Linked DNA regions of Homo sapiens: region 1 is linked to region 2. The links are chromatin loops, found by intact Hi-C in ENCODE. Cell type or tissue: mesothelial cell of epicardium. All regions are shown on one strand. Links, peaks and the distances in the headings refer to the core of each region. The heading gives the core; the rest is flanking DNA.

The links. Peaks named below come from ENCODE experiments on the same cell type or tissue, not always from the same donor. Only the 100,000 strongest peaks of a DNase experiment are listed, where the experiment ranks them.
Region 1: a loop joins it to region 2, with 7 times the contacts of the local background. A loop is called at or near these places in 24 of 110 quality-filtered maps.

The regions. Positions count from the first base shown.
Region 1 is chr1:228,499,007-228,501,919 of GRCh38, reverse strand. No RefSeq gene overlaps it. Among named protein-coding and RNA genes, the nearest start is that of RNF187, 13 kb to the right of the region's middle. RefSeq lists a silencer at 727-816 and enhancers at 658-952, 917-1,016. In mesothelial cell of epicardium, for the core only: CTCF peaks have their summits at 628 and 828 (motif pointing left); DNase peaks (open chromatin) are centred at 278, 799 and 1,139.
Region 2 is chr1:228,123,737-228,126,649 of GRCh38, reverse strand. No RefSeq gene overlaps it. Among named protein-coding and RNA genes, the nearest start is that of GUK1, 15 kb to the left of the region's middle. In mesothelial cell of epicardium, for the core only: no CTCF peak of the experiment used is centred there; no DNase peak of the experiment used is centred there.

The sequences.
Region 1 (2,913 bases), core at 132-2,631, 380 kb before region 2:
TCATGAACTCATCACCTCCAAATGCTCCATGTCATAACACCATCATCTTGAAGGTGAGGATTTCAACGTACTAATGTGGAGGGTGGGACACCTTCAGACCACAGTGTGGGCATGCAAACTGCATAGTCCACAACTGAGCTGTTCCCAAGAACACCCCCCTGCCCTTGCACTCTGCTGCTGGGAAGTGACCTCAAAGCCCTTGGGATGCCATGCCTGACAGGAGGGTCTTTGTTTGCCTGGTGGCCTTGGGTCACACTGGACAGTCCCATAATGTGGTTTAGGGTAGGTTGGCTGCACTGAAGAGAACACTGTGACATGGGGGCGGGAGTCCCTGAGCCAAGTCCAGCGGCAGCAATGTGATGTGCGGTAGGGGCCCTTTGAGTCCTGCAGTTCGACTTCCTCTGAGGCTGGAGACTAAGACTGGCCATGTGGGAAGTCAGCTATCCCTAGGTGCTGGATGCCAGAAGAGACCCAGGATTCTAAGGCTGGGCAGTGTCCCTGGTTGGCAGAACTCCCCGTGCAGTCACACAGGGTGCCCGGAAGGTAGCACAGCCCAGACACCACGGGGACAGGACAGTCGAAGCTCTGTTACCTCTCCCGGACTCCCCCATGGGTTTCCTCCCTTGGCTGACTTAAAGTTGTCTCCGTTCCCCATAATAAACTGTAACGGAAAGCGTAGCAGCTTTCAGTGGGTTCTGGGGGCTTTTCTAGTGAGTTATAGAACCGGAGGTGGTTTTGGGAACAACTCACCCGACAGACATGCCGCTGGTGTGAGAAACAAGCCCGGTGTTGGGGACTGGCTCCCCCTAGCGTCCGGTTGGTCTAACTGCCTTTCATATACAGCCTATACCTCATGTTACTGCGCTTCGCATACTGCATTTGTTAAAAATTGAAGGTGGGTGGCAACCATGCGTTGAGCAAGCTGACCTGTGGCATTTTCGCAGCAGCATGTGCTCACTTGGTGTCTGTGTCTCATTTTGGTAACTCCTGCAATATTTCAAGCTTTTTTGTTATTGTTCCTTTTGTTCTGGTGATCTGTGATCAGGGATCTTTCATGTTACCGTTGAAATTCTTTAGGGATGCCAAGAACTGCGTCCATACAAGGCAGCAAACTTAATGGAAAAATGGCATGTACATCCTCACTGCTCGCCAGACCAGCCATTCCCCTGCCTCTCTCTCTCCCCCCAGGCCTCCCTATCCCCTGGCACACAACAATACTGAAATTGGGCCAATTAATGACCCTATAATGGCCCCTAAGTGTTGAAGTGAAAGGAAGAGTCACACACCTCTCACTTTAAGGCAAAGGCTAGAGATGATCAATCTTAGTGAGGAAGGCACATCCAAAGCAGAAAGATGCTACTTGTGCCAAAGTCAGCCAAGCTGTGAATGCAAAGGAGAAGTTCTTGAAGGAAACTGAAAGTACTCCAGTGAACACACGAATGATAAAAAAGCGAAAGTCTTATTGCAGATATGCAGAAAGTGTGCACGGTCTGAATAGAAAATCAAACCAGCCACAACATTTCCTTAATCCAAAGCCTAATCCAGAGCAAGATCCTCTCTTCAATTCTATGAAGGTTGAGAGAAGCGAGGAAGCTGCAGAAGAAAAGCTTGAAGCTGGCGGGGGTTGGTTCATGCGGTTTAAAAAAAGAAGCCATCACTGTAACATAAAAATGCAAGGAGAAGCAGCAAGAGCTGATGAAGGCGCTGCAGCAAGTTCTCCAGCAGATCCAGCTAAGATCACTGATGAAGGGGGCCACACTAACAACGGATTTTCAATGCACACAAAACAGCCTTCTATTAGAAGCAGATGCCATCCAGAACTCTCATAGCTAGAAAGAAGCCAATGCCTGGCTCCAAAGCTTCAAAGGACAGGGTGACTCTCTTGTTAGGGGCTCATGCAGCTAGCGACTTCAAATTAAAGCCAATGCTCATTCACCAATTACAACAATTCTAAGGCCCTTAGGAATTATGTTCAATCTACTCTACCTGTGCTGTATAAATGAAACAACAAAGCCTACATGACAGCACATCTGTTTACTGCATGGTTTACTATTTTAAGTCCATTAAAATATTAAAATAGCCATTAACACAACATTCAAGTCTTATTAACTTTCAAGTTAACTTCCATAATTAACTTTCAAGTCTTATTATTTAAGACATTTCATAAGGCTACAGCTGCCTTAGACAATGATTCCTCTGATGGATCTGGGAGAAAATTTTTAAAAACCTGCTGGAAAGGATTCACCATTCTAGATGCCTTAAGAACATTCATGATTCATGGGAGGAGGTCAAAACAGCAACATGAACAGGAGTTTGGAAGATGTTGATTCCAGCCCTCATGGATGACTCTGAGCGATCCCGGACTTCAGGGGAGGAAGTCACTGCAGATGTGGTGGAAACAGCAAGAGAACGAGAATTGGAAGTGGAGCCTGGAGATGGGACTGAATTGCTGCAGTCTCATGAGAAAACATGAATGGATGACAAGTTGCTTCTTATGGATGAACAAAGGAAGTGTTTTCTTGAGATGGAATCTACTTCTGGTGAAGATGCTGTGCACACGGTTGAAATGACAACAAAGGATTTAGAATTGACATCAACTTAGTTGATAAAGCAGTGGCAGGGTTTGAGAAGAGTGACTCTAATTTTTAAAGATGTTATGTGGGTAAACTGCTATCAAACAGCAACACATGCTACAGAGAAGTCTTTTGAATGGAAGTCAATTGATGTGACAAACTTCATTGTCTTATTTTAAGAAATTGCCACAGCAACCCCAAACTCCAGCAGCCACCACCCTAATTAGTCAGCAGCCACCAACATTGAGGCAAGACCCTCCCCCAGCAAAAAGATGGCAATTCACTGAACACTCAGATGATCATTAGCATTTTTTAGCAACAAAGTATTTTAAAATTAAGG
Region 2 (2,913 bases), core at 219-2,718:
GTAATAATTCTGAACTTGTTCATTTGGTTTTGGGTACAAGTTGAATCTTGTTCCAGTCTATGGCTTTAAGGAAAACTTAAGAATAGCTCTGTGGGTCTTTAGATTGTGAGCTTGTTCCCAGTATTGGGGCGTTTGTCTAGTTCAGGTGGGGTCCAGTTAGCTTTAGCCATCCAATGTTGGGCTTGGCCTTCATCAACAAGTGTATGAAGCAGCTGTTATAGACTGGGAAAGCCAGACTGATAGGCCTGGATTACCATGTTGAATTCATCAGCAAATGAGTTACAGTCTTCAGTAACTTTTAGGAATTCCTTGGCAATGGCTCCGAGTTCAGCCTTAGTCCAAGCCTTGGTCAAAGGAACATAGGAGACTTGGGATTTAGCTGGGTCATCAGTGCTCATAGGAAGGGCTGTAGGAAGTCGGGGAGGAGGTTCCAGGGAGGAGAGAGTCTGGTCCTCTAAGGTTTTTTTTTTTTTTTTTTTTTTTTTTTTTTTTTTTGCCTCTTTTAATTGTTTACTTGTCTCAACTGGCTTTGAGACAGTGTTTTGTATAGAGGTAATTTTTGAGTCCTGAATGTGATTTGAAGCCTCAAGATGCCAATTGTAATATGTCTCCCATTAAGACTGACCCTATAGCCATGGTCTCCTAATTTAGTTCTCAGAAAAGTAAGCTTCAGAAGTTTGATCTGCAAATGGCCATTGGAGCTCCAAATTATCCTTAGTGTAATTTGCCCATTGGTTTAAAAGGGTGCACAAGGGTGATCCTGAATGTCTGGACATGGAGCTGGCTGGGGTCCTGAAGGAGGGTTGCCCTGCATGCTTTAGAATTTGGGAATCCCATTCTCTTTCTTAATCTCTCAAAAGCAAAAAGAAAATCCTATTGGTCCTTTGAGGAAACTAACTCTTGAACAAAGTGTTCTGCTTTCACAAGTATGCCTTTCACAGGATACTTGTTTTGCTTGGTGGATGGCCTTTGCCCTAAGTTGTCTGACCTGTGACCACGGAGCCCTTGTTACACAGAAATTTTCTTGAAACTGGTATGCCCCCAGTGGTAATATTGCCTGTATCTGACCAGTTTGTCCTTTCAAAGGAGTCTTTGACTTTGGAGACTCGAATCTGTTATAAAATGGTGGTGAGAACCCCAGTGGCTCTTAAGTGTTCAACCGTGTACAACAATGTTGTGTTATTTTGCTCTCAAACGATGTTTAGAAACAATGAAAACAAGAGGAAAAGGTCTAATTTGCATGCAAGCAGCCAAAAATGAAACCAAAAGAATACTCACCATGTGCAGGCTAAAGCACCTCCATCTTGGATGCTAGTCTTCCATGCTCACTTCTGATTAACCCCAGTTCTAGGACGTGTAGGAGTGTGGACTCACCGCACATCCTGCTATATGTCAAAACAATCTCTTCACATTATCATAAACATGATCATAAATCCTGCCTTTTGGAAAATTCTTGTCTTTCCCTGCGGGGTTGACTTCAATTGCCCTACATATTCCTTCCTTATGAAGGCCTGGGTCTGGGGGGTAACAGAGCAGGGATCCACTGTCTGCAGGCTGCCTGAGTCATGGCTTTTGTACATAAGTCTCTATCAAATTTTTTTTTCTGAGATTTCAGATTTTTCAGCCTCTTTCTTCAGCCTCTCAGCTCCCCCGGCCTTTTGCATGTAGGCTGTTCCAGTGCAGAACACACAAGAAAGGACGCAGTGTCAATAGAAACAAATCCTGAATAAAGTCAGAGAGTTCAACCAAAAGGGAGTTTGAATACAAGATAGAACTAAACCACACAGAATAAAGATTACTCATGGAAGCTGAGAGTGCAATGGACTCAGGTGGGTACTGCATATGGTTCCAGAGGTTGCCGATCTGGGAAAAGCTCCTCCTTTCTGTGTCAACCTGAAATTGTTAGCAGTGGTGAATCTGTATGGGTCTGCACCAACCTGAATTCTTGACACACCAAGGCAAATTTTAGAGCAGGAATGAAAGTTTATTATTAAAAAGTTCTAGAGCAGGAACGAAAGGAAGTAAAGTACACTCGAAAGAGGACCATGAGGGCAACTTGAGAGATTCAAGTGCACGATTTGACCTTTGACTTGGGGTCTTATACATTGGCATGTTTCTGAGATCTTGCATCTCTTCTCCCCTGATTCTTCCCTTAGGGTGGGCGGTCTACATGCTCAGTGGCCTGCCAGCACTTGGGAGGGGCCACATGCACAGTGTGTTTACTGGAGTTGTATGCATGCTCATCTGAGGCATTCTTCCCTTACCAGTTGAGTGTTCCTAGAGGAAGGTCATACACCAGTTAAACTCTGCCATTTTGCCTCTTAGTGCTCATGCTTGACCCCACTCACCCAACTCCTAAGATCTTATTTGGAAGCTGCTGATTAACAGCTTCAGGTGTTATCTATCTATTAGGACACAGCTTTCCCTGGCACCAGCTGCAATCAATTATTTTAAAGCAACAGTTTAGCAACTGCCTGATTATCACCTGGTGATTGTCTGACATTCCTGGTTTGGGGGAGGGCCTCTCCTGCCCTGCTCATGTCTGCCTAACTACCTACAGTATCAAAATGAGCAAGAGAGACCAGTTCTCAAAACAAAGAGTTTACTTGCTAATAGCCAAGGAATTGCAATCTGGGATGCATGTGCTTTTGTGGACCATAAGCATATTTGAGGGGTTGGGGCAAGAGGAAGCTTTTGAAGGCAAAAAAGAGTAAGTGCATGTAAGATATTTTGAAACATAAATTACTGTTCACAGGGGCTTATTGCAGGCAGTGTTTGTTCATTGGTGGTGCTGGCTGTTGCTAGCAGAGGTGTAACTGAACTCAGGTCTGGGCCACTTGTAGCTTGAAAGGCAAAAACTCAAGAGACAAGCTTTGGTGAAAGGAAAGTTAGCTTTATTCAAGAAGCCAGCAA